Regions from separate parts of the Homo sapiens genome. Here region 1 is linked to region 2. The links are chromatin loops, found by intact Hi-C in ENCODE. Cell type or tissue: transverse colon. All regions are shown on one strand. Links, peaks and the distances in the headings refer to the core of each region. The heading gives the core; the rest is flanking DNA.

The links. A loop is a pair of places that touch in the nucleus more often than their neighbours do. Peaks named below come from ENCODE experiments on the same cell type or tissue, not always from the same donor. Only the 100,000 strongest peaks of a DNase experiment are listed, where the experiment ranks them.
Region 1: it touches region 2 in a loop (2.4-fold over the local background); 10 of 110 quality-filtered maps call a loop at or near these places.

What each region holds. Positions count from the first base shown.
Region 1 is chr2:46,842,032-46,858,401 of GRCh38, reverse strand. It overlaps LINC01119 (long intergenic non-protein coding RNA 1119), which reads right to left. Exons shown (of 3, transcript NR_024452.1): 2 at 2,412-2,479; 3 at 1-316. LOC107985880 (a long non-coding RNA gene) reads left to right here and starts at 4,876. Exons shown (of 2, transcript XR_001739449.2): 1 at 4,876-5,008; 2 at 7,801-9,319. RefSeq lists an enhancer at 8,298-8,592. In transverse colon, for the core only: no CTCF peak of the experiment used is centred there; DNase peaks (open chromatin) are centred at 7,874, 9,171, 9,707, 11,051 and 2 weaker places; H3K27ac peaks cover 7,831 bases.
Region 2 is chr2:46,700,374-46,716,743 of GRCh38, reverse strand. All of the region lies in intron 1 of SOCS5 (suppressor of cytokine signaling 5), which reads right to left. Among named protein-coding and RNA genes, the nearest start is that of SOCS5, 9.3 kb to the right of the region's middle. In transverse colon, for the core only: no CTCF peak of the experiment used is centred there; no DNase peak of the experiment used is centred there.

The DNA.
Region 1 (16,370 bases), core at 4,631-12,630, 140 kb before region 2:
TCCAAGTTCCATAATGTCAGGAATGCTGCAGTGGTCTGTGTATGTGGTTTCAGTCACCTTCCACATAGAAAGCTTTGACTTCCCCTGAGTTATTTTGAGCAGATGGTTATAGGTGGTTCTTGCTCAGGACCGTCGTTCAGACGGACTCACGCAGACTAGAGATGCTCTCTTAAGACCTTGGAGCTCATCCGAAAGGGAACACCTCATGGATCTGCTGAATGTGAAGTCCATGCCGAAGGAACCACGACAGGAGGAGCTGTGTCACCAAACATTCTGATAGCTGCTCCTTGCTTTTCAGGCATTTCTGTGTAACATCCTACAACTCATGTAACAAGACAGTGAGCAATGAAAACCCTTGTTGTGTTGAGCCTGACAAAGGCGGAATTCCCCAAAGTCTGGCACAAACACCAGTCACGTGGTATCCTCCCCTAAAAAGGTGTTGAGTGGTCAAGGAAGTTTGGAAAACACTTTACCCACCATTAATGCATTTAGTGAAGTCTCAGAATCATGTATAAACATATTCTTTTTTTTTTTTTTTTTTTTTGAGACAGAGTCTCACTCTGTCACCCAGGCTGGAGTACAATGGTGCGATCTCAGCTTACTGCAACCTCTACCTCCGGTTCAACCAATTCTCCCACCTCAGTCTCCTGAGTAGCTGGGATTACAGGCATGCGCCACCACACTCAGCTAATTTTTGTTTTTGAGACAGAGTCTCGTTCTGTTGCTCAGGCTGGAGTACAGTGGTGCAATCTTGGCTCACTGCAACATCTGCCTCTTGGATTCAAGCGATTCTTCTGTCTCAGCCTCCTGAGTAGCTGGGATTACAGGCATGCACTACTACACCCAGCTAATTTTTGTATTTTTAGAAGAGGCAGGGTTTCACTACGTTTCCCAGGCTGGTCTTGAACTCCTGACCTCATGTGATTCACCTGCTTCAGCCTCCCAAAGTGCTGGGATTATAGGTGTGAGCCACTGTACCCGGCCAATTTTTGTGTTTTTAAAGGAGACGGGGTTTTGCCATGTTGGCTAAGCTGGTCTCGAACTCCTGGCCTCAAGTGATCTGCCTGTTTTGGCCTCCCAAAGTTAAATATATTCACTTTTAAAATCCAATATTTCCCAAACTTATTAGTTTTAATGTATATAAAACACCAATTAACATCTCACAAAGCTCAAGAGCCATGGAATAGACTTTAAGAAACATTGCCCTAAGATCCTAGAAATCTTTGATCACGATTATCAAAGATGGTCCTTGCTTTATAATAATCCTTTGAAAATTGTTGACATAGATATGAGAGTTAACTAGAGTGTTGGATTAATGAGGCCACCCTCATCCTGCAAATCTCTGCGGCTAGTGCTTTTACAATTCTGTTTTTCTGTTTTATAGTGGAAGAAGTGGAGGCTCAGGGAGATGAAACCCCCTTCCTTCAGACATAAAGTCAGTATGTGACAGTGTGGACAGATATGGCCCAGTTACCAGCCCCCTTTCGGCAGCTCTTGGAGGGGAGGCTAAGTTCTCACACAAAGGTGAGGAGGGCAGAACGTGCCTGTGGAGGTCAGCAGGTAATGGGACAGGTAGTGCCAGGCATCAAGCGGCCACACACAGAAGTCAGGCCCAGGCTCCAGGAGTCTGGGGGTGAGGCTGAGGCCGCGGGGATGAATTGTGTCCAGGATGCTTTCAGCCTCCTTCTCTCACCTCCCCTTGGGGCCCAGGACCTGTTCTCTGCACCTCCACCCAGTCTCCAGTAGATCCCCCCGAGGTATGGGCTGACACGAGGGTTTTCTTGCCAGGGGGATTTGCATTCCACAGGAGATGCATGAAGACCTTTGTACATTGGTAAACCAGAGAATGTTGGGTGTGACTAAAGTCTGAAAGTAGGAACCTGCTGGGCATTTGGGGCAGGGAGGGGGGCAGCCTGGTGGGGCAGGGTCCATGTGCATTGGGGAGAGAGGAAAGTTGAAGGAAGATTGGGTATAACCTTAAGTGCCAGCATGAAGCCCTTGACTTTATCCTGTTGCCAGCGGAGCCATGGATGGCATAGGCTGGACTGCCCTGACAGTGGATCACTGGTACGATCCTGCTGGAGTCCTTGGGCCTCTAGGCAGGGCATGGTGTGGGAGAGTTGGGTTGGTGTCAGAGAACTCTGGGCTTCCTGTAGATGAATCCAAGGGCCTTCTCCTTGGAGGGGCCCACTCGCTCCCAAAGCCTAGCCCACCTTCCCCAAGCTGCCCCCTTGTCAGCTCTATGTAGACACCAGGCTTCCATGCAGGGATTTGCTTTTTGCCAATAACAGAAAAGGGAGAAAAAAATTTCAAGCTCCCTGGAGAGGGATAACTGGTTGTATCTGAAACTCAAGGGATTGGCTAATAGTCCTCTAAGGAGCAGGGTGACATCAACACCTTGAATTACTCACCTGGTATAAAATGGCCCCAGTCCCTTCAGCCCAGCAGCTGCTCATCATTGGCTGTACATTGGAATCATCTGAGGAATTAAAAAAATATATATATATACATATATATAGATGCCTGGGCCCCATCTCCAGAGATCCTGATTGATTGGTCTGGGGTGCGGCTGGGATTGGGGTTTTAATCTGTGCAAAGGGCTGAGGACCACGGCCTCACAGACTTCTGCAGCGTGGTAGTTGGACATGCCACTGAGGTTGGTCACAGCTCTTTCAAATCAAGGTACTTCCTGGAGACCTCAGGGGCTGATTCTTGCTATACGAAGTGATTGTATTATTACAGTTCCTGAAATGCCCTGAGGTCCTGGGAGGAGAGTTCTGGATTCTCACCAGAACATTCTGAGACCTGACCTGAAAGGGCCCTGTCCTCAGCCTCCTGCCCCCTCCTCTTCATCATGACTATTCTTTCCTGCCCTGACGTGGGATTCTCACTCCATTCTGCCTCCCCAACCATTTATTTTGGACAATCATTAAAGATAAATGTTTAAAAAATCATCTAAGAAAACATGTGTATCCCACTGGAAATTTCAAGGCAATGAGTCATCACACTCCTGGTCCCCCTCAAATTCCCGTCTCTTATGTAAGGCTGAGTCATTTTTTTGTGAGGTCCGTGCATTGCAGAAAAAAATTGGAAGGCTCTCAAGATAAGTGTGTGTGTGTGTGTGTGTGTGTGTGTGTGTGTGTGTGTGTGTGTGTGTGAGTGAGAGACAGAGAGAGAGAGAGGGATTGATTCACATTATTTGCAGCTTTAGGGGACTGATGGTACCCCTGAGTTAACATCAGAGATTCCTCATCCCCTATACTCATTCTTTTTCTCTCTACTTCAATTTCCATCCGGTGATGTTTTTGCTCCAGAGTGCAAATGTGAGCCTTTGTCATCCTGCTGTCCCGGCTCAGGACCACTGTCTGTTGTGGGGCCTGAGGACAGGCCAGCCCATGGAGAGGGTGCTCCACTCCCCAGCATGCACATCCTGAGCAGGCCCCAGAGCCCGAGAGGTGGATGACCTATGTCTGGGGTCTAGCTTCCAGGTCTGGGTTCTGGTTATTTCTGATTTTTCTCAGAAAAATACAGAGGTTGTAGAGCAGGGTTCAGGAGAATAAAGAATCGCAGGTATTTCAAGGGAGCAAACTGAGGGAGCCCATTCCCTAGAGGAATGAGGTTGCTTTTTGGGAGTTTGACCATAAAATTGACACATAGAAATCAAAGCAGACAAAGGCCAAGCCATGCTAAAAAGAGACAGAATGGGGCCCAGGCCAGTGAGACCTGCGTATCTAAAGGAAAAGATGCCAGTCAGAAGGGGTCAGGTCTGCAGCAGAGAAGTAGAAAAGAGCCAGTCCTAGGCACACGGCCACACCCATCCCACACTGCCTGGGGAAAGGGATTCCAGTGTCCCCACTGGCAATGGCATGTCTCTGTTGGGGAGGTGCATGCCTCCCACTTTTGTAGCCTGAGATTTTCAATCATTTGCACTCAGTAAGGAAAGGCTCTGGTTCTGAGCCCAGAAGCCCAGGCCTGGCTCCTTAAGCATTGTGCCTACAGGAAAGGGAGGGACTGCATGTAGGGACGAGAGAGCAGCCAGCTGCTCACCACTTTTCCTGTGAATGAACAAAGCCACTGTATTAGTCCGTTTTCACACTGCTGATAAAGAAATACCCAAGAATGGGTATTCACAAAGGAAATTCACAAAGGAAAGAGGTTTAATGGACTTACAGTTCCACGTAGCTGGGGAAGCCTCACAATCATGGTGGAAGGCAAGGAGGAGCAAGTCACATCTTATGTGGATTGCAGCAGGCAAAGAGAGCTTGTGCAGGGAAACTCCCATTTTAAAAACCATCAGATCTTGTGAGATTCATTCACTATCATGAGAACAGGGCAGGAAAGAACGGCCCCCATAATTCAATCACCTCCTACCAGGTTCCTCCCGCAACACACGGGAATTGTGGAAGTTACAATTAAAGATGAGATTTGGGTGGGGACACAGCCAAACCGTATCATCCTTCTGGTTTGATACAGTGTGAGCTAATGTTGCATGAATTCCTCCCTTCATCACCGTGAGACCACCTCTCACGGATGAAATATAATCAGGAGAGAACCTAGAGGGGGTGAGGCCATCAGGTGAATACCATTCCTTGGGATCCACCGGCCTCCCCAGAGGGGTCCTTGGCTTTGTCAGAAGCCTCACCCCTTTCTTTTAACTTCCTGAGCTGTGCTGTCCAATATGGTGGCCACTGGCCCCATGTGGTTGTCGAGCACTTGAAATGTGGTCAGTCTAAACTGGCATGTGGTGTACATGTGAAATACATATAAAATTCTGAAGACTTGATGTGAAAAAAAATGAAGAATATCTCATTAATAATTCTCTGTACTGATTGCACATTGAAATAATATTGTGGATATATTGGGTCAAATAAACAATATTATTAAAATTAATCTCACCTGCTTCTTTTTACCTTTGATCCTACCCCAAGGCCTGCCAGAATGAAAATAAAGAACAAAGACAACAAAGAAAACAGCCGACAGGAACAGGATCTTGGGAGCCAAATATCAGGTGGGTGAGTGGTCACTGCCCCCAACATTGTACTGGGCGAATAGTGCCCCTCTAAAACTCTTGTCCACCTGGAACTTCAGCATGTGACTTTATTTGGAAATAGGGTCTTTGCAGATGTAATTAGATAAGATTTTACTGGGTTTGGCTGGTTATAAATCCAATGACCGTTCTCTAAGTCCATGTAAAGACACAGACACACACGCGGGAGGAGGAAGGCCATGTGGTGATGAAGGCAGAGGTGGGAATGATGCAGCTACAAGCCAAGGAAAGCCAGGGATTGCCAGCACCAACCCAAGCTGGGAGGAGGCACGGAGGGGTGCTTCCCGTAAACCAAAAAGTGCCTGAGTCAGGTATCAATCAATGCAGAGGTTTATTTTGCCAAGGTTAAGGACACATGCCTAGGAGACAGGTCGGTGCCTTTCTCCAAGGATGATTCTGAGGGCCTCAATATTTAAAGGAGAAAAGCAGGCTCAAGGGAAAAGAGGTCACATAACTGAATCCATGTGTTGCAAGAGAAAAGGAGTAGGTAGGGGAATGGTCAATTATGTATTCCTCTCAAGCTCACCATTAGATAAGGTGAACACAGAGTAGCTACTGTGGAGATATTTTACTTTTTATCTGTAGCTATCTGCTCAGGAAAAAAAAAAAGAAGGCAGCTTCTTCTATGACTCAGCTTTCAGCTTAATATGTTTTTCTTTTAGCAGGGTGAATTGGGGTCCCAAGTTTTTCTTTTCTTTGGCAGAGTGAATTGGGGTCCCAAGTTTGTTCATTCTTTCTTGCTTGCTTGCTTACTTGCTTTCTTGCTTTTTTTTTTTTTTTTTTCAGGGTCTCACTCTGTCACCCTGGCTAGAGTGCAGTGGTGCAATCTCAACTCACTGCAGTGTCAACCTTCTGGGCTCGAGTGATCCTCCCACCTCAGCCTCCTGAGTAACTGGGACCACAGGTGCATACTACCACACCTGGCTAATTTTTGTATTTTTCGTAGAGACGGGGTTTTGCTATGTTCCCCAGGCTGGTCGTGAACTCCTGAACTCAAGCAATCCCCCTGCCTTGGCCTCCCAGAGTGTTGGGATTACAGGCGTGAGACACCATGCCCGGCCTGGGCTCCCAAGTTTTTACTTTGCTTTCACGTTCCCTGGAGTCTTCAGAGGGAGCATGGCTCTGTTGACACCGTGATTTCTGACTTTTGGCCTCCAGAACTGCGGGACAATACATGTCTGTTGTTTAAAGCCACCCAGTTTGTGATAATTACAGCAGCCCTAGGAAGCAATATACTTAGTATGGAAAAACAATGTGAAATTTCTCATTAGTAATTTTTTATGTGAATTAAATGATTGATTTGATAATATTCATTTGGGTTAATACAAATATATTGGATTAAATAAAATATAGTATTAAAATGAATCTCACTTTTTTTTTTTTACTTCTTACAAAATATGGTGATTAGAAAACACTAGGTTGCATGGGTGACTTATTTATGGCTTGCTGTATATTTCTATTAGACAACGCTGTTCTACAGTGTACAAAACAAGGGACTCTGAGGTCCCTGTGTGTGAGACCCTGCACCTCTTCCTCTGGAGAAGAGAGAGTGGAGAAGCTTTTAAAACAGAAGCCCTGGCCAGGCACGGTGGCTCACGCCTGTAATCCCAGCACCCAGGCCGAGGTGGGTGGATCACTTGAGGTCAGGAGTTCAAGACCAGCCTGGCCAACATGGTGAAACCCCATTTCTACTATAAATACAAAAATTAGCTGGGCGTGGTGGCGGGTACCTGTAACCCAAGCTACTCGGGAGGCTGAGGCAGGAGAACGGCTTCAACCCAAAGGCGGAGGCTACAGTGAGCTGAGATCACGCCACTGCACTCCAGCCTGGGTGACAGAGTGAGACTATGTTTCAAAATAAATAAATACATAAATACATAAACAAACAAACAAAACAGAAGCCACACAAAGGCAGGAAAGGTTTTTCCACAAAGTCCAGCAGCAGTGTCCCCAGACACGAGGAAATATCAACATTTCAGCCTGAGGTGAGACCGGCAGGAGAACGGAAGCCCCTGGATAGGCTGGGAAGAGGAATCAGGAAAAGTCTTCTACTACAAGTGGGATAAGAATCTTGTGCCACTCCTGGCCAGGGTGGGCTCTGCCTTTGAGAACAATCACAGTGCCCCAAAAGGGAACCCTGTGCAGAGAAGGCCAGGGTAGGTGGAAGGCCGGAAAGACACAGGGAATGCTCCTGTCTCCTTTGAGGAGGGCCGGAGCTAGAGCCCCACACCTGCTACACTTTCAAAGGCAGCAACCCAAAGCCGGGCCAAGGTTCTAGAATCCTGCCTGCATGCCTTTGCTGGCCGTAGGCTGTGTGGGAGTGGGGTCTTGGGGTTACCCAAACAGCTCATTGGCTGTGGAGTTGGGGGTGTGGGGATGGAAGGTGGAGAGAGGGAAGCCACCTGGCTTAGCCAGGCCTGACTCATGTTTTCCTTGGCTAGAGCTGGGATTCCTGTCAAGGTTTCTGTCCCAAGATAGCATGGCTGACTGAGCCAGGCAGTGGCTGGATGCTGTATTTCACTGCTTGTCCAGGCTGAGAGGAGAACCAAAGATTGTCCCAGAATGTGCGTGGTATGAAGGTCTCCCTTGGAGCTTGAGATCCCAGCAGGAGCTATTAGATTGCCTTTGGAGGTGGGAGTTCAAGGGGGTAGGAGTTGGATGAGGATCTGACCCAGGACCCCCAAACAGCCCTCACTTTTCTGGGGACCCTGGGATGCAGAGAAGCAGGCCAGGCTGGTCTGGTTCTTTTTCAGGGATCCAAGGAAGCCCGGAAGTGACCTTGAGACCACTCTCAGGAGGCCCTGTCAGAAGAGCCCCTCCCTCTCTGCATAAAGGTAGCGCTGGTTTTATTGTTGTTGTTACTGTTATATGGCTTCCCCGAAAACACCCAGACAGGTTTAAGAGCACAGCTCACCCAAATTCCCCCATGCAAGCCATCTGTACCTAATCAAGCCTCTCTGTGTTTGCTTTGAGGGATACCTGGTTGCTTTTCCTGAAATCCCTTCTCCAGGAAACTGGTCCCAGCTCAAATGCCAGCTCATTCCAGGAAGACTAATACAGCAAGTTATTTTTTCTATAGATATTTACCTAGTGCCACAAAGCCACGTGTCAGACCTCATCTAGGGACCAGGGCATAGCAGTGAACAGCACTTCATGAAGCTCCATCCCATTCTGCCTTTCTGGGTATAAATGAAGGAGTCCTCAGAGGGTGGGGTGGTGCCTGCAAGGAGGCTGCTCAGGGAGCATGTGTTTTGACCAGTGAACAACCGGCTGGACCAAGGGGTCAGGCTCTAGTGGTGGCGTTGGACCCTGACTCAGCACTGTGTCAAAGCAATGGCGAGAGGTCCCTGCCTGCGTGTTCATTGGCGGCAGGGTCTGCATGCCTCCGCCTGCTCTCAGCAAGGAGCCCACTTTCCTCTCTGGGCTCAGCTCCAGTTCTCGGGCTTTCTCCCTCCCCGTCTGCTTCTTATCTCTGTCTCCAGTGTTTAGAAAATGTCATCTTCAGCAGTCAGGGCCGTGAACAGCCGTGGGAGCAAGGAGAGGCTTGCAGCAAGGGAACAGGGGTCCTACCAGGGCCTGGCTTAGAGCACAAAGCTAGTCAGAGCTGGAGGGACCCTTGGAGGCCAGCCACTCCTGCCAGACACCTGCCTGTTCCCTCCCCGACCCCCACCTCACCTTAGAGAATTGGAGATTTGTAGTTTTGACAGGTGGGGGAGAGAATGAGACTCTTTCTCCATCCCCAAACTTCCTCCCACCAGCACTAACTCAAGGGATATCCACTCTGTTTTACTTCATCAGAACAAGAAGACCGATTGGATCTGCTTAGGAAGACAAACCTCCCAGGGGCACGCTATTCAGTCCACTCCTGCTGGGGACAGAAGACCTTTGGGCAGCCCTGGCTCTGAGACTTGCCCTTTCTTGGGGCAGCACAGGTTTTAAAGACTAGGTGCCCTGGGGTGACAGACAGAGACCCCCAACCTGCTTTCCCTAACATTCCAGGAGGACCCAAATCACTGGCTCTTCCAGGCTCTTGGCCACTTTCCAGTTCCCATGAGGATTAAAAGGAAGAAGTGGACTTTAACTCCAGCGATGGGACTGTGGATGGATTGAGGGTGGGAGTGCCCTGAGACCCAAGGAGTCCGCCAGCCGGTTAGTCATAGAAAAACACCTCCCCCTTGGCTTAGGTGTGTACCTAGTGGAGGCAGAGCCGAGAGACAGATGTTTTCTCCAAATCTTTCCAGCCTTATGACTCTTATAATTAGACCTGGAAAAACATCTTTTCCTTTCTTCATTTTTTTTTAAAAGACCAGATTGTCTTAAACACAGAGTGATCATTTGGGCCACTGGAAAGCAGAAAAAAGAGAGAGATGACCGTTTGGAAATAATGCTTTCTTTCCACGTTCTGCTCCCCTACCCGCTGCCTACATGCCCTTCTCCCACTCTCCCCAACTCCCCCCGAAAATGCCCTGCTGCTGTGGCTCTGACTCCAGAGGAGATGGAAGATGACACCCCTGGGCTTCAAAGGCATTTCCAACAAGGGCTCAGCTTCTTGCAAAGCCTCTGAGAAAACCTTGGCCAACCCCCTGGCTCCCCGCTTCTAGCCTCGAAACTGAGGCTGCTCTGCCTGTCAGGAAGCCTATAAATCCCCAAGTCGGCAAGAAGCTGCACTCTGGAGCTCTCTCCATTGCTCAGATACCTGGCTGCAGGCCCTGGGCCGACCTCAGCCAGTCTAGAAGCTGGTGTAAATAAGCACATTTATCTCAGACAGAACTCATTTTCTGAGGAAGTGGATTCCCCTGGGGATACCAGCAATCAAAAAGTCCGTTGTTCCCTATGGGGCCACAGCTCTTCCCCATTTGACAGCTGATATTTAATTGATGGCTGCTTTTCTCCATAAGAATATTACACGGTGTTCTTAGAGTTCCAGCAAAATGATAACTCCTTTGTCCCCAAGGCAGAGGAGCAGTGGCTGTCCTCATATCTATCTAACCTGGGGGAAATACATATTAGGGTAACTGCCCATATATCATTGATCAAAAATTCCAATATGCTGCTGCCCTTCTTGAAACTAGAACCAAGCACAGTTTGCAGATAGGAGTTCCTGGGAGTTGAGCAATCTGGGAGAGTTGTATTACTCAGAAATGTTTCAAGTCTGGGAGAAAAAAAAGGAATCTTAGTCTTAGAGAGAAAGATCTGGAAAAACATCAGCCTGGAAGCCTCAAAGATGTGAGATGTCAGCATTAGAAGGGCACAAGTCAGCAGCCAGGGTGGAATTCAGAGCCTCACCAAGGCCATGCAGCAAGGTGTGGGGCAGATAGAGCCAGGTAGCTCCTCGGACGCTGAGCAGAGTGGCAGGCAGAAGGGAGCAGGAACATCCTAGGAAGGCCCAGGCTGCTCTGGAGAGCTCTGACGGAGAGGGGCTGTCTGACAGCCTGGCTGCCCAGAGGCCTATGTTTCAGCCCATTCCACTCCTCAGTGGCTATCTGACCTCAGGCGAGTCCCTTGGTCTCTGTGCCTGTTTCCTTACCCATGGCAGGAGATGGAGATGCTCAAGTAAATGACAGAAACAAGAAGGTCATGAACAATACACAAGGCAGGAGCCAACCGAGGAGGGCTGGGACCACCAGCCAAGTCTCACCAGCTGAATTCCATCTCGGGCCCTGGAGGCGGCAGCATTTACAACCACAAAGCAGCCTAAATTTGGCCAGCCAGAGGCCTTCTGCCCCTGGGGTGGGTCTCTGGAGCTCTTGCTGGACTGATGTTGCCCTAAGAGATCCTGGCTGGGCCTCTCCCCCTCACCCCACTCCTTCCTACTCGTGTGTTTGGGATTAACATTCATCCCTTGAACTTTTTCATTTTTCTACTGAGATGGAAACTTGGCCAGTGACCAGGCCTGGTTGTGCTCGCAGTACGGCTGGGCTCAGGCCAAACTCACGGTAATTGTAATCATATGCGAGGTGCTGGCTCACTGGGCGCCAGGGCTGGGGGAGGTGCAGGGCTGCCAGGCAGTGAGAAGGTGAGGGAAGGGCGCTGGGCTGGGCGCCAGGACCTGAGCCAGTGTGCAGACGGTATGGCCTTGGACTCCTGCCCTCACCTCTGTGAGCCGTGATTTCCTTGTTAATAAAATAAAGGGATTGGCTTATAGGAAATCTGAGGCCCCTGTCCAGGCTATTGTGGGATATGGACCAGATCTCATGTACTGCCTTTAATCCCCCCAACTCTGGCCTGGCCTTTCCTGTCCACATAGAGGGACCGTGAACAGGGTGTCACGTAGGAGGGTTCCAGCTTCCCACCCCTGCCCTCCCTCATCAACCTACCCGCTTTCTCACAGGACACAGAGCGGAGGGGCACTCCAAGTCAGCAGGAACTGCAACTATCACTGTCCCAGGAAGGCAAGCACGGGAGTAGCAGAGGGACTAGGATACCAAGGTGGGATGGGGATGCTTAAAGAAGAGTCTGGAAGGGAGAGGCCGAAGATTATCCAAGACAGCCTTCACCAGCTACCCTGGGGTGCAAGGGCAAACCTGATTCCCATTCCCCCTGAGCCCAGGGCTGGGGCTGCCCCTCTGCCTGAGTTCATCCACCCTCCAGGGGAACACTGCTCTGCATTGCTGGGGCAGCCCAGAGAATTCTTCACTCCGTGGGTTGTTGTGTCTTCTGTTCACACTGCAGTCTCAAAAGCCTGAGAATAAAGAACAGGCAAAGGGCTGTGAACGGTGGTTACTTGGCTAATTGCTATTGCCCAAGAGCAAGGGTAACCTTGTAAAGCACCGTCTGAGTAGAGGTGATGAGAAGTTTCTCCAACTTTCCAGAACCCTTGGGGTTTCTCTCTCTCCCTTTCTACTTCAAATGAGTCTCTCCTTGCCTCTTCCTTTGTCCATCTCTGTCATGTCCTCCCCTGCTGCTTTTCTCTTTCCCTCTTATGCCTGCTTCTCCCTATCTATCAAGAGAAGCAGAGTAGAATGATCTAGTAGAAAGAGAATGACTTGGGAGTCAGGCAACCTTGACCTCTTTAGCCTCAGGCTTCTAATCTATGAAACTGGGAAAATGACAGCCTAACCTCAGCACTGCCGGGAAGATTGAACAGGATGTTTCCCCACACATCATTTTACGTAGCTTCTTTATCTATGCCAGCGTGTCGGTCAGGGTTTGGTTATAATACTGGAAGCTGCTCTAGATATTCCAAATACACGGGGTTTTAATACAAGGGATTTAGAGGCATTCATAATGGACGGAAGGGCTGCATTAGGGAAGATCAGGGAAGTCACTGTCAGACCCCACAGAATCAGGAAGTGCCAGGATTGCAGAGAAGGCATGGAGATCATTTCAATTGCCTGCAGCACCAGAGCAGAAAGCAGACAGCGTGCAGGAGCTTGTTTGAAAGCCACCGTCTACCACGCATCTGCCCAGGCCAATTCAGAGAAGGGCTTTCTCTCGCCTTCAGCTTCTGATGCTTGTGCAAGTGCATCTTACTGCCAAAATCTAACTTAGAACCATGATGGAAAGGAATGCTGGGGAGTAAAGATCCCAGGATTTCCCTACCCCGGGAGACAGAGGAACAGGCAGAGGGGAAGTGGAGGCCTGCCGAGCCTGGCAGCATCCCCATCGGCAGGGTATAGTCTCCTGGTCCGCTCAACCCAAAGGCCCTTCCCACTTCCTCGGCTGCATTTGGCAGGAACAAAGGGTTCATATGCCATTGTGTCCTGGGAAGACGGGTAAGGGCATAGGAACAGAGAAGAAATAGAAGAGCTATTTTACAACTTGTGGAGACATGGAAAAAGGCAGTTAAAAAATAGTTGTCTTTCCAGAGGGCACACTATGAAGTCCTAGACATAGGGGATGTCAGGAGCAAGCAGCTGGCTGCGGAAGTACCCCGGGCAGGTCCTCTTCTGTGCCTGCTCTCTCTCTATCTGCAAAATGAAGGAGCTAAACTCTAAGGTCCCTTTCAGGGCTAAGCTCCTATGACTCCGATTAGTGAGACAGAAAGAAGACGTGCTTGGCATCCAGATGTGATGTTTCATGTCCCCTCTCCCTCTCCCCTGGCTTCTTCTCTCAGCCTCTACAAGTACTCAGGTCTTCGCATCCTTTCAAGACAAACAATCAAACAAAGCAACACCTCCTTATAAGACAGAGGGGATCTTATAACCCTCTCTTCAACTGCTGCTCCATCCCACTCCTTCTTTTTACTTCCAAACCTCTCGAAAGAGTTGTGCATGCGCACACTGAAGAGGAGACTGGTGTTCAAGCCCTCTTGGCTTGCAGGTCTCAGGCCTTGGAAGGGAAGAGCTGAAGAATTCATCCACTGGCAGGTGAATAAAGTCGGTGCTGATGCCACCTGTATGACTAATCAGCCTTCTGGAAGAAATTGCCTGACCGTGGGGTCCTGCTGCCCAGGAGGCTGGATTTTGGGCAACGCATTTGTTTTCTAGGGCTGGTGTCACAGATTACCACAAACTTGTTGGCTTAAAGCAACAGAAGTTAACAACCAAGAAAACAAACAACCTAATTCAAAAATGGGCAAAGGAACTTGAATAGACATTTCTCCAAGGAAGATATATAAATGGCCAATAAGCACATGAAAATAGGCTCAATATCATCAGTCATCAGGGAAATGAAAATCAGAGGCACAATGAGATACCACCTTCTACCTCCTAGGATGGCCATAAAAACAAAAACAATGCAAAGCAAAAAACTGAGAAATAACAGGTGTCAGCAAGAATGTGCAGAAACTGGATCCCTTGCACATTGCTGGTGGGAATGCAAAATGGTGCTGCTGCTTGGAAAACAGTTTGGCGGTTCTTCAAAATGTTAAACATACAATTACCATAAGGTCCAGCAATTCCACTCCTAGGTATATAAGCAAAAGAACTGAGAGTTGGGACTCAAACAGATATCTGTAAACCAATGTTTATAGCAGCATTATTCACAGTAGCCAAAAGGTAGAAACAATACAAGTGCTCATCACCAGATGAATGGATAACCCAAATGTGGTATATATATACAGTGGAATTCTATTGACCAATTAAAAAGAATGGAATTTTGATATATGCCACAACATGGATTGATCTTGAAAACATTATGCTTAGTGAAATAAACCAGACACAGAAGAACAAATATTGTATGATTCCACTTACATGAGGTAGCTAGAGTAGTCAAATTCATAGAGACACAGAACAGAATAAAGTTTACCAGGAGACAGGGAGAAGACAGAAGGGAGAGTATTGTTTAATGGCTAGAATTTATGTTGGGGATGATAAAAAAAAAATAATGGTGGCCAGGCGCGGTGGTTCACATCTGTAATCCCAGCAATTTGGGAGGAGGCTGAGGCGGGTAAATCACTTGAAGCCAGGAGTTCGAGACCATCTTGGCCAACATAGCAAAACCCTGTCTCTACTAAAAATACAAAAATTAGCCAGGCATGGTGGCACGTGCCTGTAATCCCAGCCACTCGGGAAGCTGAGACATGACAATCTTGAACCCGGGAGGCAGAGGTTGCAGTGAGCTGAGACTGTGCCACTGCACTCCAGCCTGAGTGACAGAGCAAGACTCTGTCTCAAAATAATAATAATAATGTAATAAAAATAAAAAGAATAAAGAAAAAGATAGTGGTGATGGGTACATAGCCTTGTTAATGTAATTAATGTTACTGAATTTTGCACTTACAAATGGCTAATATTATGTACGTATTTTTCACCACAAAAAATGTTAAAGCAAAACAAAACAAACATAAATGTTTCCTGTCACAGTTCTGGAAGCCAGAAGTCTGAAATGGCAGCGTTGGCTGGGCAGTGCTCCTCTGAAGGCTGTGGGGAAGAATCCTTCCTTGCCTCTTCCAGCCTCCCGTGGCTCCAGGCATTCTTCGGCTTGCTGCTGCATCATTCCAACCTCTGCCTCTGATGACATGGGCTTCTTCTGTGTCTGTCTTCTCCTCTGCATGACTCTCATAAGGACACTTGCTATTAGAATTAGGGTCCACCCTAATAATCCAGGATGATGCCGTTTCAAGATTCTTAATTATATCTGCAAAGACCTTTTTCCCCAAAAAGGCCACATTCACAGGTTTTGAGGATTTGTATGTTGACATATCTTCTGGGAGGGTCATTATTCAACCTACTGCAGTTCCCTTCCACACACACACCTCCCCAGGTGACTGGACGGGCTGTGAGCCTCTAAGCTCAGGGTGGCTCATCCATAGCCTGGCCAGCCTCCTGTGATGTGGTGTAGACTGAGCGTAGGAGCTGGGTTGATCAGGGTCATCCTTTCTGAAACAGGAGCTGGGAAACATGAAGAGCCTGAGCCAGTTTGCACCAGGGCCAGAAGGTGAAAGGTGCTTTCCGTGTGTGTCCAGTGGAAGCAGAAATTGCGAGGGAGCAGGTGCTGGATGTAAATAGAAGAAACCAATGAGCAGAGAGGAGAGTGAGGAGACACACAGCGAGGAAAGAGACGCCGCAAGGGAGATCTTGAAGACCACCAGAGAGACAGGCTGCTCCCAGGGATGGATTTGGTTGCTGGCAGCCCTTCAGGTACATGGGAGGGCCACGTGTACCTTCAAAAGTTCCCTGAGACACTTGCAAAGTCTTTTTGTTGGGGCCACTAGATTCTGACCAGAACAAGGGCAGACAGACATGCCTCATCCTATATAAAGGTGCCTCAGCCTGAGGTTACCGTGGAAGACACTTTATGAAGATAGCCTCAATAATTCCTCCTGCATAATGTGCCCCTTCGCAATGTGACTTTGCTGCTCTTCCCATCTAACAGTGAAGTTATTTGTCCTGCCCTTGAATACGAACTTGGCAAGGTGACTTATTTTGGCCGAGGGAACGTTAGCAAAGGTGATGCAAATAGAGGTTTGAAAGTACTTGTGCATGGGGTTCACCCTCTCCTTGGCTGTGGTTAGAATGTAGAGACCATGATGTGAATGAGCCTGAGCTAGCCTGTTGGAGAGACCACATGGAGAACTGAGGCCTTAAGCTAGTCAACTGCCAGACATGTGAGGACATCTTTGACCAGGCAGCCCTAGTCAAACCACCAGATAATTACAGCTGCATGAATGACCCCAGGCAAGACCAGCAGGAGACCCACCAACTGAGCCCAGCCAAATTGCAGACCTACAAAACTGCAAGCCAGTAAAATTGTTGCTTCAATCCACTAAATTTTGGGATGGTTTGCTGTAGGGTGGTAGATGTGTTCTATAGTTCTCACCTAGCCAAGACCCCAGCACCCCTAAGTACAAAGCCAGGCCCTAGAGGCAGCTAGCAGGGGTGAGTGGCAGAAGCTATAGTCTGCCATGAGCCATCTCTCCTTTGTCTTTTTAGTAATAGCT
Region 2 (16,370 bases), core at 6,978-14,977:
AGCATTTGGGGAGGCTGGGGCAGAAGGACTGCTTGATAGAAGTTCAAGACTAGCCTGAGCAACATAGAGAGGCCCTATCTGCACAAAAAAGTCAAAATATTAGCTGGGTGTGGTGGTGTGCACCTATGGTTCCAGCTACACAGCAAGCTAAAGCAGGAGGATGTCTTGAGCCCAGGAATTCAAGGCTGCAGTGCGCCATGTTTGCACCACTGCACTCTAGCTGGGGTGAAAAAGTGAAGCCCTGTCTTAATTAATTAATTAGTTAATTAAATAAAAATGTTTAAAAGTTGATCCATAAATAAACTGCCTGCCAGGACAAAACTCAACAATCAAGAAACACTATATGCAAAAAAAAAAAAAAAAAAAAAAAAAAAAATGAAGACACTCAACATCATGAAATCCATTAAAAATTACCAGGCCTATGAAAAATAAATAATAAACTACAATAAGGACCAAGAAATGGCTGGGGTAAGTAAAGGACATTTGAGTAAAAGACCTTATAACAGCTATTAGAAAAGAGTTTAAAGACCTAAAGAAAAACATCAACACAATGAAGAAAAAAGGAAATACCTCATAGAGAAGTGGAAACCAAACATGTGTAAGAGAACTTCTAGAACTAAAAAAAAAAAAAAGGGGGGGTGTCTGACATGAAAAATTGACTGGACAGGCATAACAGCAAATTAGACAAAGAAGCTATTAACAAAAAAATCAGTTACCCTGAAGACAGGGCAGCAGAAAATTTCCAAACTAAAGGAAAAAGAAACAGATTGGAAGAAAAATGGACAGGGCCTCAGTAAACTGCAAGTTAATATTAAGTGGTTGAACATATGTGGGATTAGAGTCTGTAGGAGAAAGACACCTGAGAAGAAAAAAAACTTCAAGATAGATGGCTAAAAATTTTACAAATGTGATGAATACAATACACCCACAGATCCACGAAACTCAATAAACTTCCAAAAAGCCACACAAAGGCTCAACATAATAAAGTTGCTGTCAATCAGTGATACAAACGAAATCTTAAAAGCAGCCAAAGGAAAAAAACATATTATATACAGAGAAACAAATACAAGAATTACAACAAACTTCTTGTCAGAAACTATACAAACAAGAAGATAGTGGAATATCTTTAAGATGGTGGGCGGAGGGGATCCTAAAAACCTAGAATTCCATATCCACACCAACAACTTTCAAAAGTGAAAACAAAATGAGAGGAATGTTGAACTACAGGAAATGTAACAGGAAGTTTTTTAAGCAAAGGGAATATACTAGACACAAACTTGGATGGATACAAAGAAATAAAGATCTAAAAAATGGTTAAATGAAGGTAAATATTAAAGACATTTTTCTTTTTTCTTTTCTTTTTTTTTTTTTTGACAGGGTGTTACTCTCTGTCACCCAGGCTCAAGCACAGTGGCATGATCTAGGCTCACTGCAGCCTCGACAGCCCAGGCTCAAGCAATACCTCCCACCTAAGCTTCCAGAGTAGCTGGAATTACAGGCACGAGCCACCATGTCTGGCTAATTTTTGTTATTTTTTTATAGATACTGTGTCCTACTATGTTGCTCAGGCTGGTCTTGAACTCCTGGGTTCAAGCAATCCACCCACCTCAGCCTCCCAAAGTGCTGGGATTACAGTATTTTTGTCACTTTTAATTGCTTGAAAAGGTAACTGCCTGACAAAGCAGAAAGAACACTTCAACTCAAAATGCATGACAACAAAAGCACGAAATATGGAAAAGAAGAAATGGAAGTAACTATTATGATTCTTGAACTACACATTAAGTGGTAAAATATTAGTTGAAGGCAAATCACGATTAACTAATTAAGGCCGCCAATAAAAAAAAATTGAAAGAGATCTAAGTTACAAACCAACAGGAAAGATAAAATAGAATCATAAAAAATAATCCATCCAAAAACAGGCAGATAATCAAGGAAAAAAGAAACAACACCAGCCAACAGAAAACAAATAGTAAGATGGCACAGTTTCATTCAACTATATCAAAATTACATTAAGTGCAAATGGTCTAAACCACTGGTTGGCATGGGGGCATGGCTGTGTTCCAATAAAATTTTATTTACATAAACAGGTGGCAGGCCAGATTTAACCTGCCAGCCATAGTTTGCCAACCCTGATCTAAACACATCAATTAAAGGAGAGATTATCAGACTAGATAAAAAAAGTGAGACCCAACTACACATTCTCTACAAGAAATCCACTTCAAGTATAATGATATAAATAGGTTAAAAGTAAAAGGATGAAAAAGATATATCATGTAAATACTAATCAAAAGAAAAGTTTGTATCAGACAGAGACTTCAGAACAACGGAAACTACCTGGGATAAAGGGGACCATTTCATGATGACAGAGGGGTCAATTCATCAACAACACTTAATCTCCAATGTGCATGCACTCAACAATGCTGTAAACTATGCTTGAAATAGGAAACAAAACTTATTGGAACTGAAAGAAGAAACAGACAAATCCAAAACTGCAGTTGGAAACTTCAACCCTCCTCTCACAATAGTTGACAGAACCACAGACAGAAAATCAGTAAAGATGTAAGATATAAGAAGATCAGACTAACCTAATTGGCATCTATAGAACACCCCACCTAGTAACAGGAAAATAACCATTCTTTTCAAGTATACATTGAACGTTCACCAAGACATACCATATGTTGGGCCATAAAACAATCAAAAAGTTTATATTGGTTGAAGTTATTAAGAGTATGTATGTTCTCTGATCACCACGGCATTAAATGAAAACACAGTAACAAAAGGATACCTGAAAAATACCAAATATTTGAAAATTATTTGGAAACATTCTTTCAAACAACCCATGGGTCAAATAAATTCCAAGAGGAATTTAAAAATATTTTGAATGGAATAATAATTAAATCATATCAATATCTGTGGGATGCAGCTAAAGAATGCTTACAGGGAAACTTATAGCTTTAAATGTTAATAATTGTTTTTTAAAAGGAGTTTCGAAAATCAATGATCTAAGCTTTCACTTAAAACTAGGGAAAAAAGAGCAAATTAAACCCAAAGTAAGGAGAAGGGAAGGAATTAAAGAGCTCAAATCATGAAACAGAAAACAGATAAACCACAGAGAAAAAGCAATGTCAAAAGTTGGTTCTTTGAAAGGATTTATGAAATTGATATTCCTTTCTCAAGTTAGATTAATCAAGGGGAAAAAAGGAAAAAGACATCCAATCTCAAGAATAAAAGAAGGAATAGATCCTACTGACATAAAAAGGAAATATTGTTTCATAAAATTTATAATTTATTTTCATGCTGATAAATTCAACAGATTCTCCAAAATGCAAATTACCAAAACAGACATAAAAAAGAAAAAGAAAATCTGAGTAGTCTTACATTTGTTTTAGACCCAGAGACTCACTCTGTCACCCACCCTGGAGTGCAGTGGCATGATCACAGCTCACTGGAGCCTCAACCTCCCAGGCTCAAAGGATCTTCCTGCCTCAACCTCCTGAGTAGCTGAAACTACAGGTGTGCGCCACCAGGCCTGGCTAGTTTTTAAATTTTTGGTAGAGATGGGGTCTGCCTATGTTGCCCAAGCTGGTCTCAAACTTCTGGGCTCAAGTGATCCTTCCACCTCAGTCTCCCAAAATGCTGGGATTACAGGCATGAGCCACCATGCTGGGCCTATATTCATTCTTTTATAAATTAAATTCCTTAATTAAGAACTTTCCACAAAGAAAACTACAGGTCCAGATGGCTTCATTGATAAATTCCATCAAACATTTAACGAAGAACATCAATTTTATCCAAACTCTTCCACAAAATAAGAGGAAACACCTCCTAATTCATAAAAAAAGTCAGCATAACTCTGATACCAAAACAAACAAAAAACTATAGACCAAGAATAATCCCTCATTGAATCTAGAGGAAACAAAACAAAAAGCAAAAACAAAAACAAAAAAACGACAATACATCTCAACCAAGTTTATCTCAAGAATGCAAGGTTGGTTTAATAATCAAATACCAATCAATGTAATTCACCATCTTAATAGAATAAAGAAGAAATACCACATAAGCGTCTCAATAGTGCAGACTCATTTTTTAAGAAAGCTGAACAGGCCGGGCACAGTGGCTCACGCCTGTAATCCCAGCACTTTGGGAGGCCGAGGCAGGCGGATCACGAGGTCAGGAATTCGAGACCAGCCTGGCCAATATGGTGAAACCCTGTCTTTACTAAAAATACAAAAATTATCTGGGCGTGGTGGCACGCGCCTATAGTCCCAGCTACTTGGGAGGCTGAGGCAGAAGAATCGCTTGAACCCAGGAGGCGGGGGTTGCAGTGAGCCAAGATAGCGCCACTGCACTCCAGCCTGGGCAACAGAGCGAGACTGTGTCTCAAAAAAAAAAAAAAAAAAAAAAAAAGCTAAACATCCACTTGTGGGAAAAAAAAAAGCTCTAAGCAAAGAGAACTTCTTCAATCTGATAAAGGGCATCTATGAAAAATGTATAGCTAACATATACAATGGTGAAAGAGTTCTCTCTACACTAAAAAAGAAGATCTAAATAGAGCTATATTATGTTCATGTTAAGATGTTAATTTTCTCCAATTCATAGATTCAAATGCAACCCTAATAAAAATTCCAAAAGGCTTTTTTGTAGATATTGATAAGCTGATTACAAAATTTATGTGCAAATGTACAATACCTAAAAAAAGTCTAAACAATCTTGAAAAATAAGAACTAAACTGGAGAAGTTCTATTACCTTATTTCAAGACTTAATGCTATGGTAAATCAAGACAGTGTCATAGTGGCAGAAAGACAAACAGATGAACAGAATAGAGTTTAGAGACAGATCCACACTTACTCCATTAACTGCGCTTTAACAAGGTGCCAAAGCAATTAATGCGGAAAGGGAAGTATACTGTGTTGGAACAATTAGCTATCTATATGGGGGCAAAAATCTAATCTTAACCAATACACAATACACAAAATTATCACCTCAATACACAAAAATTATCACCATAAAGCATCTGGAAGAAAACAGGATAATATCTTCACAACTGTGGGGGTGGCAAAGATTCTTAGACAGGACCCAGAAAAACACTAGCATAAGAGGAAATATTGATAAAATAGACCACTAAATTCAAAACTTTTGTTCATCGAAAGATGCCACCAAAACAATGAACAGTCAAGCCACAGACTGGAAGAAAAATCTCTAACACATTTATGTGTCAAAGAAGTTGCATCCAATTAATATACAAATCCTAAAACTTAACAGTAAAATGACATAAAATTGGTAACTGGTTAATGCCTTGAACAGACATATCACTAAGGATGATATGCAAAATAGCCTATAAGCACATGACAAAATGCATGACATCGATACTCACAAGGAAAATGCAAATTCAAACCACAGTGAGATATCCCAGTAAGATGACTAAACCAAATATTGATGATAATAAGAAACAGAACTCTCATAGATTGCTAGTGGGAATGTAAAATGGTAAAACTATCTCAGAAATTAAATTGTTCTGCAAGTTTCTCATAATGCTAAACATAGACCTATTTTAAAACCCAGCAATTCCACTTCATGTATTGACCCAAGAGAAAAGAAAACATGTCACAAAAAGACTTATACAAGAATGTTCATGGTAGCTTTATTCATTAACAGTTGAAAACTGGAAACAATCTTTCCCACAATAATAATATTCATATAATGGAATACTACTCTACAACTAAAAGGAACAATTCTTATATGTAACATGGATGAACCTCAAAAACATGCTGATAAAAAGAAGCCAGACTCAAAAGAGTACATACTGCATGACTCCATTTATAAAAAATTCTAGAACAAAGTTAATCTTCAGTGAAATAAATCAGAACAGTGACTGCAGCCACGGAAAAGGAGAAACAGCAAGGACTCAATGGGAAGAGAGCACAGGGGCTCTTTCTGGATGACAGAAATCATAAATTACAAAGATGTATTAATTGTCAAAACTAATCTTGAACTTAGGTACATCTTGAACCTGGTATATCCCTATTTAGATCTTTAAATTTTCTTTTTTAGTGTAGAAAGAACTCAGTCTTTCACCACTGAATATGATGTTAGCTATAGGTTTTTAATAGATGCCCTTTATCAGACTGAAGAAGTTCTCTTCTATATTTAGTTTGCTTAGAGTTTTTTTTCACAAGTGGACATTTAAATTTCTTAAGGTTATTAAAGATATTTGGTGTATGCAACTGTACATACACTTAATATCTGTGTATTTCACTATATGTAAATTACACTTCCACTTTTTAAAAAAATTAAAGGAGGCCAGGCACTGCGGCTCACACCTGTAATCCCAACACTTTGGGAGGCTGAGGTGGGTGGATCACGAGGTCAGCAGTTTGAGACCAGCCTAACCAACGTGGTGAAACCCCATCTCTACTAAAAATACAAAAATTAGCTGGGAGTGGTGGCACACACCTGTAATCCCAGTTACTCAGGAGGCTGAGGCAGGAGAATTGCTTGAACCTGGGAGGTGCAGGTTGCAGTGAGCCGAGATTGCGCCACTGCACTCCAGCGTGGGCAACAGAGCGAGATGCTACATAAAAAATAAATAAATAAATAAAATAAAGGAAAACAACCACCAAAAACTGAAATTCTATCTCCTTACTCTTTGCCCACCCTCTAGAACAGTATCTCCTAAACTTTGGTCTGAGGACTACATATATCAGAATCACTTGAACCCTTGCCTTAACTTTTACTGAACCAGAATTCAAGCATGGGGGGTGGAGACTGGAAATCTGTATTTTAAAAAAGAGCCCCAGGTAATTCTCATGTCTAGGAAAGTTTAAGAATTGCTGTTATAGAAGTATGTAAGGAGAAAACAAAAAGATACAAGGGATTTTAAAATAGTATGTAAATTAAGTAATCAGTGCTACAAACATCATAAACTATAACAGTTGTCACTGAAGTCCTAAATTGCTATTTAAATTATGTTATAGTATCCTCTGTTCATGTTCAATTTTCTACTCAGTGCTTTAGGGAGTTGCAATTCCAAATTTTAGTCTTGAATCATCTAACTACCCAAATTTCTCATTAATCCCAACTCAAAATAGGCATTTTAGATAGGAAATCTTGTTCACCAGGTCCTTCACTTCCCCCTGCTGCTCCACCCTTAATGTTCTATTACTTTCTTGGTACTGTTTTTCCCAACTCCTAATAGTGTTATTCCTACTTTTCTCTGCACAGCCTTGTCTTTCTACCTCCTCTAAAACCAAACCCAAAACTCATCTTTTCCACTAAGTGCTAAACACCACCTAAGTCAGATTCTTTCCAAATTCCCTTCAGCACTTGAAGATCTTCCTCCTAACAGACACATTTATTTTACTGAAATTGGACACCTCATCTTTATGACAAATTAACTCCATCCTTTGCTTAGAAAGCAGAACCTTTGGGGGAGAACTGAAAAGATTACAGCCTCTTCTCTCAAGCTGTTTTTATTTTTCCCTCTTTGAGTTGCTCTAAGGGGCTGGAAAGGTAAAGAGGCAAAGAGGCAAAGTGCTAGTTGCTTAGGGATGCTCTGGAATAGATAGTAAAGAAGGTGAAAGCCTGTAATCGCAGCACTTTGGGAGGCCAAGGCGGGCGGATCGCGAGGTCAAGAAATTGAGACCGTCTGGCCAACACGGTGAAACCTCATCTCTACTAAAAATACAAAAATTAGCCAGGCGTGGTGGTGCATGCCTGTAGTCCCCGCTACTTGGGAGGCTGAGGCAGGAGAATCTGTTGAACCTGGGAGGTGGAGGTTGCAGTGAGCCGAGATGGCACCACTGCATACCAGCCTGGCAACAGAGCGAGACCCTATCTCAAAAAAAAAAAAAAAAAAAAAAAAAGGCTTCAGGATTCAGTATCTGTTCAGAGACCACTTCACCAGCCCAAAGAAGCAAACATGGATTCCAAAAAGAAACTCTAGTTGAGGGATAAGGAAGTGCATTTGCCTAAGAATCCTGTGTTGTACTGGATGGCTAGCCAGGATTCCGAAGGCAGGAAGAAAGATCCCAACTGGTACAGTGTTTCAAGGACACTCAAATATTTCTGGCTTTCTGGCAGCAAATATTTTTCTACATTTTTTGTAACAGAGTTTGGGGTGGCAATGGGTAATAGGTAAATATTATGAAACTCTTGAACTAAGTACCAGCAATGGCAGTTACTTTTTGTTCTGAACGCATTATCATTTAGATATTATGGGCATTACTCATCTATTTTCATAATTTTCAGCTACAAAATATATGCCTTCAAAATCATATCTATAATCCTGACCACGCTCCTGATCCAGACCCGTATTTCCAACTGATATTGTGGTATCATTACTTACCTAAAAAGCATTATTACTTATCTGAAATTAAACTCAGTATTCTCTCTCTCCCAAACTTGCATATATTATTCTATTGCCAAGCCAGGAACCTTAGACTCATACTCAACTTCTAACACCTTCTAACATTAACAAAATCTGGAGGACTCAAACTTTTAAGTATCTCTGAAATCAGCAGTGCTCTTGTTTCCAACCCCACTACAAATTCCTTAATTCAGACCATCATATAATTAGTCTCTTTCTTGAACTAGAGCAGAGCCTTAAATGTCATCCTTGACTGTCATCTATCTACCACAAGCCAAAGAGAATTGCTTCATTCACTCACCTTGCCATGTGTATTACAAACAGTCTCTGACTTACAATTTGGTTAAACTCACAACCATTCTATTTTTCATTTTCAGTACAGTATTCATTAAATTATATAAGATATTCAACACTTTATTATAAAACAGACTTCGTGTTAGATGATTTTGCCCAACTATAGGCTAATGCAAGTGCTCTGAGCACATTTAAGGTAGGCTAGGCTAAGCTATGTTGTTTGGTAGGTTAGGCATATTAAATGCATTTCTGACCTAATGATATTTTCAACTTAGGATGGGTTTATCAGGACTAACCCCATTGTAAGTCGAGGAGCATTTGTATTTGCTCAGTAATTATTTGGTAAATGTCTCCAATCTTTTCTCCTCCAGACTATTCTCTTTATGACTGCTATGATCAATTTTCTAAAACACAAAAGTGTTTGTGTTACTTCCCATCTATAAAACTAAATAAAAATCCAAACTCCTATATGGCTACATACAAAACCCTTCACAATTTGTTCCCCTCCTGCCTCGGTCCTAGTCTGATTTCCTAATTTTCTTTTGCACTAGTTTAGAAAAATCAAATAGCATCTTCCTCCTTAAACACTCTATGTCCTTTCATTTCTAATCATCTACAATAAATAGTAACTCAGTCCAGCTTATTTCATTTTATGAGCGCTCTTATACTATTTACAATCATTAGCTAAACCTATACAGAAGTAATGAGTGAAGAAACAATCAGACAACACACCAACTCTCAATTAGCTTATTTTCATAGCCTTATTAACATGGTCAATACAGACTAAATGAAAATGATTAAAACGTTTCAACTATCTCCTGAGCTTCCACTTTACAGTAAATTGATGTTAAAATTCTTCCGTTATAGATGTAATACCCACCTTTTGACTGACAGGCACAAAGAGAACCATAATTCAACTTTCTCCACATTTGTCCTTTTCCTCTCATCTTTAACACCTCCCTTCCCCACTTCTCCTCCTCTACCTTCTGTGCTAGTCCTGCCACCTAAATTTTCACTGCATCCTCTTTGTCCACTCTTCAAAGGAACATCAGTATTCCTCCATCCTCATTTGTACAGCATTTAAAAATTTTTAAAGCATTTTTACATATACTTACTCACGTGATCCTTATAATCTCACTCTGAGATTCCAAAATCAAATGCTGCCGTTGGTACTTTCTTATATTTTATCTCAATTTTGAGGAAACTGAAGTTCAAAGAAGTTCAGTGACTCATCTAATATACTACTATTCCCTCTGCCTGCAATCCACAACCCCTCTTCACCGGCTGATCTCTCAAGACAGTTCAAGCTTTCCTCTACCTCCAGGGCAAGAAGAATGTTATGCTTATTTCCATGCCATCCTAATGTTTTTCACATTACTACTTTATAGCACTAGAACAATCCAGGTCTCTGGACTCCTATTCTGGTGACTTTTCTATTAAACGATATTTTCCTTGTTAATTAATGTTCCTTTTATTAATGTAACCATTCAGCATTTTATAAAGTCAAGGGGAGAAATGTCAGGGGTCACCAGAGGTGACTAAAACTGTACACCAAGACATTCCTAGCTTTCCTTAAAAATCAAGAATTTAAGGAATGTCTCTAAATCCTCTCAAAGTATTTAGATACCATCCTTGTGGTAAAATGACAACCAAAGCCGACCATAGCAAAGAGTAAAAGAGCACTTCACAAACCCTAAATTAAATTATTACAAGTTTTAAGTGCTGCCTCCTAATATCCTGGGAAATGTCTAGGATTAACAATCAAAAGACTAGCACATTAGTCCCAACTCTACCACACATGGGCTGACTTGGGAAAGTCACTTAACCTTCCCGTGTCAAACTTGCTCTTCTATAAAATGGGATAATGCCACCTACCTTTCTGAACTAAGAGAATTAAATGAAAGAGCAGTCATAATAAATCACTTAGCCTGGAACATAATAAACAGTCAAAATATGATAACCCCTTTATAATTTTTATATAACATCATTTTTGTTTTCAGAACCATGCCCAACAATGTTTAACATATTCTTGGACTTTCTGGCCCGGCAACAACCACAATAAATGCCTTCAAGGAAGTCATCTACATAACTTCTGGATCCCCTTCCTGGGTCACAATTCAGGTCCTATAAATATAATTTGGAATATCTTCCCCTAAATGCATTATCTTGTTCTGTGCCACATGAAAACTCATCAGAGGATATTCCTGTAGCTTCTCCTTGCTGGCTTGGCTTTTAACTACCTGGAACAGCACATGGAGTCAGCTGCAAATCTGGCAACTGTCACTGCCAGTCCGTCTTTTAAATCATTTATAAAAATGTTAAATAAAACTCATCCCAGTACTGATCACCTGAAGGATAATGGGGTTGGACTGCTGTTCTCATGTAAATAGCCAATGTCAAAAACTAAATAATTAGATAAATGAGCACCCCTTTGGCCACATGCATATTTTAACCCATAAGAAAGTGCTTGAGCTTCTCCTTAACAGATTATATTTAACATTCAGTGGGTTTATCCTTTAGCGTTAAGCATATTTCAGGCGCTTTCCTGTCTGGTAATCTAGGAAAAAACAAACTCAGTTTCTTCACACTGTCCTTCAACAATCAACACAGAAGACTTTTGTGACCTCAAAACATATGTGTAGGGATTTCTCTCTACCGAAAAGCAAGCAATCAATTCTAAAGCAGCTACCAACTGGCTGCCCTCTAATTCAAACCAATTCTGACACCAGCTACACCTAGAGACAGCGTGAGATTGCACAGGTTGAGGACCCAGACCCAAAAGACTGAGCCCCACTTCTGATGCCAATCCCAAGCTCAATTATTTTACCTGTGCTTCTGACCAACCGGCTATAAACTGGGGCTCCTACAGCCCTCTCCTTGAGTTTGATTAATTTGCTAGAGCAGCTCACAGAACTCAGGGAAACACTGTAAAGTAAGTAAAAGTGTTTTAAAACACTTTTGCTGGTTATTACAAAACATATTTTAAGGATACAAATAAACAGTCAGAAATAGTGACAATTACAGCAAGGTCTGGAGTGCAGGAACTTCTGTCCCCATGGTGTTGGAGTGTGCCATCTTCCCAGCACATGGATGTGTTCTTGTTCACCTTCCTGGAAGCCCCTAAATGTCTGGCCCTTCTCTTCTCCCCAGTGGTTGGGAGGTGGAGTTGAAAGTGCCAACCCTCAGAGCCCAATGCTGATTTCCCTGGAGTATCAACACCTCCAAACAGTGCTTACCTAGGGACTTTCCAAAAATAGCCTCATTAACATATGCCCAGGTGTGTTTGAAAGGGCTTGTTGTAAATAACAAAAGACTATCTTTCACCTTTATTGCTCAGAAGCTGTTTCAGAGCTGCTTCAGGAACCAAGGATAAGAGGCCAACTACTTCAACAAAAGATATTCTTTCTGCTCTAGTCACTTAAGAAATGATGAGGCTTACAAGACCTGTGTTGAGCCAGGAACCACCACCGAAAAGCAAACTGTATACAGTACATAATAGTATTACATCCTGATACAAAGACGTGCCAACCTGTGGTATTCAGGATTTACACTAGGGCTAAATTCCTACAAAATTCAGTTTACCTCAACACTTTTCTCTACCCAGCCTCCGATTCTCATCCTAACTCCCCTTCCTCCAACTACCTACCATATACGCAGGTCTAACCTGCAGTTCCCGTATCATTTCCATTCCATCATTGGAGTTCTCATTGTTCCATTTTCCCTATATCTATTATTTAAATAAGCTTCCACCCTTTAAAATTGCTTGAAATACTTCTAACTCAAGGATACTGCTCAGAATAGGAAGACTGGACATTGTTCCTGTTTATGGTCATCTTCAAATAAAATAAGGAAGTCAATTTAAAGACAATCCCAGAGCACATAAGCCCATTTCAAATACAATTTTAAAAAAATTATCTTCATCACTGCTTCCTCTTACTAGCTTTGATAAAAAGATTACTGTATGAAAGCTCATCAGAGTAAGGTAAATTTAATTTTGGTGTTAAGCAGCATATGAATCTGTGAAAATATATTCTTGCTATATTATATTTCATAATACAGTATGGTCTCTCTGAAATCATTCCCTACAATTTTTCACCTACATGTAAAGGCAGGCAACTAATTTTCAGGTCACTAAGATGCAAATTTATCCAATATTAACATGAGTCAACAATCCAGCCTAATTACCCTTTCAAGATTACTTCTGCTCTAACCAGATTCAAAAGCCCTCCCCACTCCCCTTGAAAGTAGGATAGCTGGCTGACTCAGATGAAGAATTTGTTAAGATGGACAATGCAAATAATTCATATTTTCCCTCTTTCATTCTCTAACAACTGCACTGAAACTAAGAAAGTAATTTGTACAGTCTACACCTACTCAGTTCACATAACCATGAATTTTAAATATGAATAACAGTCCATTCACAATGGCATAATTATCTTTAAATGTATAAAGAAAACTCCAACCTAATGAAAAAATGAGCAATGGTTGGTTATATTTTAACATGACATGCCTTCTAAAACCATATTTAACTAATTTATTCACATGATTAGATTATGTAATAGACTTGAAGAGAGTACCTATGAAATTCCTAAAAGTATGTCATGAATGCAATAAATGTCCAATAAATTGTGGTAACTTCATAATCCTTATTATGAGAGTTAACCAAAAGAATATTAGAAATTGGTCACTCTTCAAACACTAAAATTCTGCATCAGTGAAAAAAAAAAAACTGTGAAAACTTGTGATGGCTACATGTGGCTTTCTTAGCCCTGCTAGCATCACTTTGGACTCAATAGCTGGCCCAGGTATTTATCATCTGAAGTACCACCAACAGCATGCCTGCCTGAGATCTAAAACAATAGCAAGACTATTACTAGTACAGTAACATTGCTTTCGAGCTATAGCTTGTTTCTAATTTTAATCCCTCACCTGTAAAATACTCACTTCAATGAAACTCTACAAATAAGGGCAATTAAAAGACATTATGTGAGATACATTGAAAAAATAATGAAAATGAATGTTAAAACATACTCATTAAAATAGAGCTCTTGCATGACAGATAAGAAGTTACATATTGTGACAGAAGGCAAAGATGCTTAAGGAAAGACCACAAAGATGCATGAGAATCAAAGTTGAAAGGACCACAAATGGAAGAAGGGCTGTTACAAAAGCAACAGAAAAACCTGAGAAGGCAGAAGCACAGAACACCAAGAGAAATTCACCATTCTTTAAGTGATACACCATTAAGAAGGATTCTGAGATAACTTATAACTCAAACTGTCACCGTCAAAAACATTTGCTAAAACACATGGTCATGACACTAGTTGGACCTGGGTTACAGCAAATTAAAAAGAACCATATGTTATAAAATTGGAGTCACACACATTTTATCACTAAAATCTCACAGCTTAATGAATGAAGTCATCAAAATATTCGTTTAATAGAAAACAGGGTTCAATGATTTTCCCATGGTTCCACTGGCAGAGAAGAGCTGAGATCAATAATAGACCTTATAAATTCCTGACTTCCTCACCTAAGTGTACCCAGCAGGTCTCTAGTACTCTAGTACTGTATTTTCACTGGAATATCTGCAAATCAATTATTAATATTTTTGTTCTAGAATAATGAAACTGCAACAAGGATCTCCCAATGACATTCAGAAACAGTAACACATTCACTCTAATTTGATATGCAGACCTAATTAAAGGTCCAAGGTAAGCAGAGGAAGGAGAGCAATACCAAAAATCAGAGCATCATTTGTACCAAGTACCCCCTTACCAAAGAGTATGATTTGATCGTGCATTTTTCTAGGAATTTTTGTAACTTGAAAGTGCGTGTACAGCAAGGAAATAAATGGGCACACAACTGCCTGCTTACATCTAACGAACCACAGAGAATAATGTCTAATATTTGCTGTACCCTTTCTATGTAGTAGGTAGGCACAGTTAAACCTCACCACTATGCTGTGAGGTAGGTACTTTTAACACCCTCCCTTTACAAACGAGTAAACTCAGGTACACAGTGGTTAAATCACTTGCCTAAGATCATGTGAAGGGGCTGGGATACAAATCCTGTCTTTCTCTATTATAACTATGATAGGAATGATGTATTCATAATGATCATGTAATTCTACTCTCTTTTTAAAGGTACTAAACCCATTTTAACAAAACCGCCACACTAACTGAAAATAATAATGTTCACATAATTTACTTTCAAAATATAGAAGCCTTCTGAATTTTGAAAATCTTTTAAGCAATTAATTTTAGCATAAAAATTATAGAATGCTAAACTACTCTAGGGCATTCATTTAATATTTTCACCTAAATGACAGTTTGTCTCTTTCCAATGACAGGGAACTATCAGCACTAACGCTAACAATGCAGCATATTGTTTTAAACTTTTAAATAAAAGCTCACCCAGTTTTACAAAATTTCATGGATAAAAGTAGTCAACTCAAACTTCTTCATCCTTAGAAGGGAACAAATCACAAATAATCCAAAAACCATTAACAGTTGGCACGAGAATGCTTTAGAAATAAACAGTGTGAAAGTGATAAAGCAATCTCTGGACTGGAGTCCACAGACCTGCCCACCAATCCTGGCCCCACCATTAAATAGCAATTTAATCCCTTCAACTGCTCTGGGCCTTGGTTTCCTAATCTGCAAAATATCATCTCCATGGTCTACCCTTCCAGCTCTAGAAGAAACGTGACTCATACACATACATCTTTTTTCCAAGCCTCCCATTCTCATTCTGTTTAGCTATTACTACTACTTCACAGCCAGTGAGTCTTACTTTTCCTTAGTTCTACAAAAGGAGAAAACAGCCCAATCTAAACAAAGGTGATAGGGGAAAGCTTCCCTAATCACTGGTTTGCCATAGATGATTCTCAAGGTGAATAATGTAGAAGCTATTATAATGTTAAAAGGTGTTAGGTTTCAATATTTTAGGCTACTGTATTGTAAGCCAGTACATTCTCCCTGAGGACGAATAGTAAAATTCAAGGACAATAAGGAGAAAATATATATAATTATCCATTAGTTATTCAAGAACTAAGAAGGTGCCAACTGAAAATATTAACACCTTTTTGCAGAAATGTTTTCTCTGATGGATAAAAGGGCCAAAATATGATATACAAATTTTTCCAAAATATGTTTAAGTACTAATCAGCTTTCATTTTGTAAACCGTAAAGTACGCTACAAATGTAAAAAATTACTAACATATATAAAATTAAGAAAATATTCATAAGATTAAAGATCTCAGTGAAATGAAGAACCGCCACGGACTGCCATGGAGGTGCACTCTGGAGACCACCACTGCCTAAACCCGGTGTGCATTTTCTATGTTCTCAAGAGTGCTATATAAAGGAAAAATTATTAAAATTAAACTAAACAACTGACATTAAGATTACCAATTGTTAAGAAACTCAACCTGATTTTAGTATTGCTTAATAGAGCTGCTAGCTTACCACCTCCTTCCCAGTCAACACAAGTTAAAATATTTTAAAACTTATATAGAATCCGTAGTTCAATTTTGCATCATCTTGTAGAGAAACGAAAGTAAGGAAAAGAAAGAATGTGAATTACTTATTAGTCTTCTAGAATAAAAGTCAGTAGTACATAATAGCACAATCCATTCTAAACGTTAAATAGGGAAGAAGTAAGCCACCACTATGGATAGAGAGGTTGCTACAAGAATTTCAAGGTGTA